2 separate regions of the Homo sapiens genome follow, and region 2 is linked to region 1. A link is a loop called in an ENCODE intact Hi-C map of the cell type or tissue named here. Cell type or tissue: ovary. All regions are shown on one strand. Region 1 overlaps EXT2 (exostosin glycosyltransferase 2). Region 2 overlaps CD82 (CD82 molecule).

What was found. Hi-C counts contacts between places; a loop is a spot of excess contacts. Peaks named below come from ENCODE experiments on the same cell type or tissue, not always from the same donor. Only the 100,000 strongest peaks of a DNase experiment are listed, where the experiment ranks them.
Region 2: it touches region 1 in a loop (2.8-fold over the local background); 15 of 110 quality-filtered maps call a loop at or near these places.

Annotation. Positions count from the first base shown.
Region 1 is chr11:44,108,443-44,112,442 of GRCh38, reverse strand. It overlaps EXT2 (exostosin glycosyltransferase 2), which reads right to left. Exons shown (of 14, transcript NM_207122.2): 3 at 3,160-3,249. Among named protein-coding and RNA genes, the nearest start is that of EXT2, 15 kb to the right of the region's middle. RefSeq lists an enhancer at 1,917-1,996. In ovary, a CTCF peak has its summit at 2,010 (motif pointing left); no DNase peak of the experiment used is centred here.
Region 2 is chr11:44,614,854-44,618,853 of GRCh38, reverse strand. It overlaps CD82 (CD82 molecule), which reads right to left. Exons shown (of 10, transcript NM_002231.4): 7 at 3,481-3,582; 8 at 489-692; 9 at 131-214. Among named protein-coding and RNA genes, the nearest start is that of CD82-AS1, 12 kb to the right of the region's middle. RefSeq lists an enhancer at 2,088-2,437. In ovary, a CTCF peak has its summit at 1,803 (motif pointing right); a DNase peak (open chromatin) is centred at 1,803.

The sequences.
Region 1 (4,000 bases):
TATCCCCAAATCAGAGATTAGTTCCAAAGCTGCAAGAGACTGAAAAGAAAACCTGCAGCTAAAGAAGTATTAATATGATGATCTGACTCAGGTCAGGCCAAGTATTATAATCACTGGAGGCGCTCTCCAGCATTTTTAGCACTTTGCAGGGCTGCCTGATTCTGGGACGTCTCCTCTGACACTGAGCCTTCCTCTCCACGGCCTTGTATTCTCCACCCTCCCTAACCCAGTGTTCTGCATGTTTTCTCACAGTTCTCCTCCTGCTATCTAAGTATTCGCAGTGCCTAAACACAGTGAGGCTGCAAGTTTGTCCTTTGCTTTCCTTTAAACCATGCATGGAATCAGGCCTGCAAATTCCTCAAATATAAAGCTTCAGGTTTTGCACAAAACAAAACCCAAAAAAGCAGACCGATTCTATCGGTCATCCTTATTTGTTCACTGAGTCAAACAAACTGTAAAACAATATTTGTGAGACAGGTAAACATGAGCAAAGGCTAGATATTTAGTGACTATTTGGTGATATGGAAAAATTATTGTTAATTTTCTTAGGTATGATAATAGTATTATAGTTAGTTACATTTTTTGAAAAGGCTGTATCATGCAGAGATTCACACAATATTTACAGATGCAAGGATCTGATGTCTGGCATTTGTTTCTAGATAATCTAGCGGAGGTGGAGGTAGATGAGAGTAAGGATGAAACAAGACGGGCCTCAAGATAATGATCGAAGCTGGACAGAGGATATGTGGTGTTCACTGTACTAGTCTCGCTTCTTTATATAGGTGTGAAATTTTCCATAACAAGTTTAAGTAAATAAATAAACACCCACATAAAAGTAGAAATGTGTGAGAGATATTTGCAAAGAAAGGATAAGAAATCCAAGGTAGTAACGGTATTACAGAACACATCTGAGAAAACTAACATCAGTTAAGTCATTAAAAGATGTATAAGTCATGAAATATGCTCCTACTCAAGTTAAAATAAAATTGGTTTGTATGTGTGCTTGTGTCTAAATCCATAGAAAAAAGACTAGAAAAACACATCATATTTTAATATAAGTATCTTTCAGGAAGGGAGTGAAAACAGAGGAGGGAATCAAAGCAGGTTTTTACGTTTTACTCTTTATACACTTGCATGCTGTTCGACCCTTGCACAAAGTATATATGTATCATGTGTATGGATTTTTTTTTAATTGAAAGAGAAATAAAAACATTTAAGCAGCATTAAAAAAAATTCACTGAGCAGACATTTCCCTTCAGTCCAGGTCCTTGTACTGTATTTCCTTAAGTAAAATAATTTTTAAGTAATCACACCTATGCTTTTGAACTTTAGGAGATCTTAAAGCAGTCTAATCTAGCCCATCTGTTTTCTAATTTCCAAACAATCTGACATGCAGCTCCTGTAAAACCATTCTGCATTCACAGTTCTTGCCTCCTTTGAATCCAGGAGCAAGGATGAAGGATAAGAAAAATTAACAAACAAATCTACTATTCCTTACCCCAACAAGAAGGCCACCTAAGTTTCAAAATGAAATTTCCCACATGCAAAGATAAAGGACTAGATGGTGATTCATTACCTGCTATAGGATTGGCTATAATCACTTACAAAAATACATGCATAGGAAAAACTATTTAACCTTCCTGATCCTAACACCTAAACACTGGCATGTACTCACACTTTCTCCTGTCTACTTGACACCTTCCTGCAGACAAATGAAATCGCATTTAACATGTGCACTTGATAAAAATAAAATCCAACTCCCATGCAGATGCATATACCAAAATGTCAGCAAAAAGTGAAATGACCCAAACAGAAAGAAGCCCTTCTGAAAAAAAATCCAGAACTGGAGATGGAGACTCTGCATTCCTAACAGCTCTTTTCCTTCCCTTCTCTGTTCTCCAAAGTTATTTCACTTCCCCAGAACAACCAAATCCATAAAACAGTAGCCCACTCAGGAACAGGCACACCTTCTCTGGGGCTGAGAGCCAAATCCGGAATTACCCTGTGTTCAGCCACTTCCTACAGCATTTGTGCACCCGGACTGCCCTCTATCGTCCAAAACGGTCTCTACACCAAAGCTGAAGGGTGGTCCTGGAGTGTTTGTCTTGTGTAGTTATAATTATATTTCCAGACAGAAACTCAAAACTGACTTTAGATAATCACTTAATGCAAAGAAGGTTTAGATTTAATCTTCTGGGGAAAAGGAATACTAAGTGTCGATTTTCATAAATGATAATGTTAGCCTCTAACAAGTTGAGAACTAGCCTCAGGCTGTTCTCAGGCTAATACCTCAGGCTGTTACCTTTTCAGTTAACAATGAGTTTAAGAGTTAAACACCAACTGTAATAAGACTGGTGATAAACAAGTTTAGGTGAACTGTTAACAATTCTATACCTTGAGCATTGCCCGCGACGCTTATATATTGCGCCCCAACTTTCTACTTTCCTCAAAGCCTTGAACCCAGCACTAAGAGAGGTCCCTTAAGTAGCACCTCATACCAGAGCTTTCCAAGAAAGCTCATACCAAAATCTTTCAGTCAGTGATGAAAGGGCAGATAAATACAGTGAGTGAACTCAAAGTCACTCTCAGGCAGTCATGGCCACCCCATACCACATCTGCCTATTTGGAAGGTTTTTCTGGAAGGAACGAAAGGCAAGAGGGGCGAATAATGAAGGCAGGCAGGCAGGGAGGGAGGGAGGAACGGACAGAAAGAACCCTACTGATTGAAACAACAGAAAGTAAATGAGAATCAGCGTGCCCCCATTACCCTCTACATTATAGGCTTTGGGTATCGCTTTTACATATCCACGCTACCTTCTCTCAGTAAGCTGTGCATCTACTTGTGGCAAATGCTCCCGAATTCAGAGAGAGCTAGCACAAGCCTGTCACACTTTTGGGGGCTGGATGTGTTACACTCAGAAGTGCACAATCCAGAGTGGGAAAACAGTTTTAGAGGCTATGCCAGGACATAAGCCCTAACTGGTTTTCCATAAAAGATTTAAGCACTTCTAAATCTTCAGGAGGAAAATACTTATGACAATTTTCTAGTTTAATAAACAATTCTGATTACAAAGTATGTGGTAGATTTAGGAATATAATTTCACATGAACAAAATGATCTTGAACCCATCATAAGGACAGCCCCAAATATGCCTCCTACCTGTCTCTGGGGACATCCAGGGCTGTGTTATAATCTGGGGGACCTCCAGGCAACATGTTGAACAACAGGTGATTCGTACCTCGATCCCACCTGTCAAGAAATTTAAAATGTAGGAGAATTAATGTGTCAACTATGAAAAGACAAGAGTCAGTTACTAGACAACAACTATCAAGGATCCCCAAGCCCAAATAGGGCCGCTTCTCAGGTATGCAAAGCAAACTCCTGGAAATCCCAACAGCACATCAGACACAAGTCTGGCTCCATGACAGGGAAAAATGAACGCACGTGTACTTCAAGCTTGTCCCATACAGACCTGCTTCTAATAATGAAAAGTTGAAAACTACCCAAATGTTCACCATTTGGTTAAAGAAACACAAAATACATTAGAGAAGCCTGGTTAAATATATGGTAGAACATCTGCAAAATGGAATACTATGCAACCCTTAAAGTTATATAGTAAAAGAACATAAAATTATGTCATAATTTGGAAATATATTCATGATATATTAAGGGAAAAAGCAAAAGAGTATGTACTGTGTGATCCCATTTGGAACAAAACATTTATATACAGATGTGTATGTGTATTTTTAGTAACATCAAAATATTAATAATGTTTATCTCTTAGAGGAAGGATTTCAGAATGAATCTTAGATTCTTCTTTTTGCTTACCTGTATTTTCAGATTTCTTACAGTGAATGTGTATTATGTAAGTGCTACGAGGAGGTGGTAGCATATTTAGATTTAAAAGGAAGAATAAATGAAGAAGAGCCACGCTTAGTTTGGAAACTCTAAGAGGCTGGGAACCCACAGCAGTAGTGCCGGAGATGGCAGACTACTCTTC
Region 2 (4,000 bases), 510 kb before region 1:
AGACCAGAGGGCCTCTGGAAGCTGATGGGGTGCTGGCCCCCTTGGCCACCACCTCCCCAAGGAGATCAGCAGAACAGAGACAACCCAGGAGGACCTGGGATGGAGAAGGGATGGGGGAGGGGGCTCAGACCTCGATGATGGCCACACCCACGCCCACGCCGAGGATGATGCCCAGGTTCTCCTGCAGCCACGCCTGCACCTTCTCCATGCAGCCCTGCAAGGGCAGAATGCGGTCACATCACCCCGCTCTGCACCATCCCACCCCGCCATGCAGAACCACCGAGAGCCCCCCAGTCCCAGCCCGGAAGCCCCTACAGAGGGCTCTGCCTGTTCCTTGAATAAATACATTAACAAAGAAGTAGATGAAGGTACAAATGACAGATGAATTAAGGGAAGGAACTAAATGCAGGAAGGAATTGCTGAGCAGTAGCCCAGATGGCCCCCAACGCCCTCGGAGCCCCGCCCCCGATCCGCAGCCCCCCGCACACCTCCTGGTACACAGGCCAGTCCTCAGGGTGGTTGCCACTCTGGGTCCTGTTGCCGGGGGCCTCGCAGAAGCCCTTCCTCACAGAAAGGCTGTTGTCCTCTTCCCCCTTGACTTCGCAGGAACAGGGGTAGGTGACCTCAGGGCGATTCATGAGCTCAGCGTTGTCTGTCCAGTTGTAGAAGCTGACCCAGCCGCAGCACTTCACCTGGGCAAGGCAGGGGACAGACTGCTTGTGCTCACGGCTCACCCTAGGCAGGCTGCCCTCCTGGCAGAGGGAGGACCTCCCCAGGACAGAGACTGAGATATGCCACTTCCAGGCCCCTGGTCCCAGCCGAACCATCATAAACTACAAGTACAGCAGAAAAATCAAAACCAGGACCAGCAAAAATACAAAGCAGAGTAGGAAGGAAGTTCAAGTTGAAGGAGCGCAGGTGTGCAGGGCACAAGGAGAATGGACGGCAGACAGTTCACAGTGCAGGGTTTAAAGTCAGGCTACTGGGTTACAATCCCAGCCCTGCCGCCTACCAGCTGAGCAACCTCCATCAAGGAACTAGCCTCAGTTTCCTCATCTGTAAATGGGGATAATTAAAATCCCCAACTCACAGGGCTATCACAAGGACTAAATGGGATGAGGCAGGCAAAGTACCAAGCATAGGTGTGGGGAGCACAATAAGCTTAGGAAAGGCCGTTCAACTTTAGTGCAGGAGTTGAGATTTGCCTCTGAGCTTCCTGGTGAAAAGGAAAAAAAGTGAAAAGTGAAAAAGGAGACGGGGTCAATTCCGCCTTTTTTTTTTTTTTTTTTTTTTCTGAGACAGAGTCTTGCTCAGTCACCCAGGCTGGAGTGCAGCAGCGTGATCTTGGCTCACTGCAACCTCCACCTCCAGGGTTCAAACGATTCTCCTGCTTCAGCCTCCTGAGTAGCTGGGATTACAGGCACTCGCCATCACGCCCGGCTAATGTTTGTATTTTTAGTAGAGACGGGGTTTCACCATGTTGGCCAGGCTGGTCTTGACCTCCTGACCTCAAGTGATCCGCCCGCCTCGGCCTCCCAAAGTGCTGGGATTACAGGTGTGAGCCACCTTGGCTAGCTGGTCAATTCTGCCATTTTAAAGGAGAAAATGCTCTAGTTCTAGAGAGAAGAAAGCCTTTCCGGGCTCTGTGTGCTAAAGGAGGTCTCTGTGTGTGAATCCCCGCAATGCTGGGGGTTCCTGGGAGGATTCAATGGGATAGCCACGGTCACAGCAGGGGTCAGTTCCTGGACCGCTTCCTTCCTAGCTCCGAGGGGTGTCGCCTGACCAGTAGCCAGTGGCCAGCAGGGGGCGTGCCAGGCACACTCAGAAATGCTCAGCTCCAGGCAGTTTCTAATCCAGGTTTACAGGTGCTTGTTCCAGCAGCCGGGCTGCCTCCTCTCTCCAAGAAAAGGCTGGCACCTCTGAGGGGTGCACAGGTCTGCAAGGCTGGGGGCACCCACAGGCCATCCTACACCAGAGCAAAATGAGGCAGGTCTCCTTGGCCCGTCTACGACAGAGCCTCCTTCCAAGCAACCCCTTGGCCTGACTCCGGCTGTACCTGGTCCCCAGCAGCACACGCCACCTCCGCCTGTGTCTCCATGGATGTGCATGGTGACTAAAACATCACCACCAACATACCACATAATAAATGCTGCCTAAGTGCTTCAGGCTTTAACAATGTATCTCACACGGCATGGGTCAGTAGCCCCATTGTATAGATGAGGAAGCAGGCTCAGCAAAGGTCTAGCGGCTGTGGCAGTGTTAGCACTCCAGGCCTTGGGAGTCTGACTTACCACCGGCCTAAGCAGCATCTGACAGCATCAGAATCATCTAGAACCAGCCAATGACTTTCCAGGGTAGGATGCTTACCACCTCCCAAGGGACCCACTTCTCCTCCCAGGTCCCTTGTCAGGTGGCACTGGTTTATGTCACTGGTGACATCCAGACTTTGCTAAAATTAGCAAAGTCTCAGCAATTGTGGGTCAAACTACATATGCGACCAAAACATTTCCTTGTGTGCACCAAGCCTTCCAGCTGCCACAACCCCCACACCTGATCTCCTCGGTCAGGGCCAGAAAACATCGCTCTCCCCTTCCTCCACTGAGAAAATGGCCATGTCCATGTCACCTAGATGGAGTGTCCTCTCTGCAAACTCTCCTGGTGCCGCTGAGTCAGGCTTTCTCCTGCTGCCCATGCCCTTTGTACTCCACATCCCTCCCCTGAGGTGTCAACAGGCCCTAAGTGACCACTGTGTCCTGCGCCCTCACAGGATTGCAGATCAGAGATGTCAGGTCCCAGCCAAGGGCACATGCAGCATCCGGGACCACAAGAAAGGAGAGCCAGGTGGTCATTGGATCACTATTGAGACAGGCTGGGAACCTGGTCAGTCTATCTGTTGGTCAGTCGGTCAGTCCGTCCGTCCATCTGTCCACCCATCCATCCATCCATCTCTCTCACTTTAATGGAGGTATAATACACATGAACTAATGGGCACACATTCAGCTTGGTGCATTTTTACGTATGTGCACATACTGGCGAAACCAGTATCAAGATTTGGCTAAAATACTCCTTTTGCCCTAGAAGGCTCCCCAACACCTCCCCAGCTAGTGCCCTTCCCCAGAGGCAGCCTTCACTGGGACTTCTCAGCATATCAGCCTTGGCTCCCAGTTTCCTAAAACCCAGAGTGGAGCTCCCAACGCTCCCCAGTGTAGCTTGAGATAAGAGGGCTGACAACTGCCCCCATGCTCTCTGGCCACAAATGGGAGCACAGAGCTGTGAAGCTGCCTCTGAGTCTCTGGGCCCCCTGAGCAGGGAGTTGTGGTGCTAACTGGGGTGCCCTGCCCCCATAGAAGCACACTCTCCTACAAACTGTCAGGCACACACGAGCACTGCAGATGCCAGTCCCAGACATGTGGGTGCACAGAGCCCCAAATGCAGGGACACCCAGGCCAGAGAGCCTCCTGCAGCCCCGCCCCACCTCACCTGAGCCTGCACGTAGTCCCAGGCATCCTGCAGGCTGTCCTCGCGACTGCTGTTGTAGTCTCGAATGAGCTCAGTCACGATGCCGCCCATCTCCTGCTTCAGCTGCAGGGGGGAGGACAAAGGTCAGGGTCAGATTTCCTGAAACCCGTGCCCACCTGTGGTCACCCCTACTTAAACTGCCTCCCCCCGTTCCCCTCAGCAACCCTGGGACACGCTCATGGCTCCAGCCACTTTCCTGGCGCTCCCAGGGTGCCCGATGCAGGCAGTGCCAACCACTCCTGCCCCACTATCTCTTCTGCGCTTGGCAGCAGCCTGGCCCTGTAAACATCAATATTCTCATGTCACTGCTGAAAACCCCGTAGGGGCCTCCCACCTCCAGGGCAGTTCCCACCGTCATTGTCCCCATAACAGCCTAGGAGGTCCTACACCACTTGTCTGCCTCCCCAGGCCTTCTGTCCTCTGTTCTTCCTCCCTCTGCTTCAACTGACTAGATTTCTGTGCTGTCTTTGTGCCAGGCACA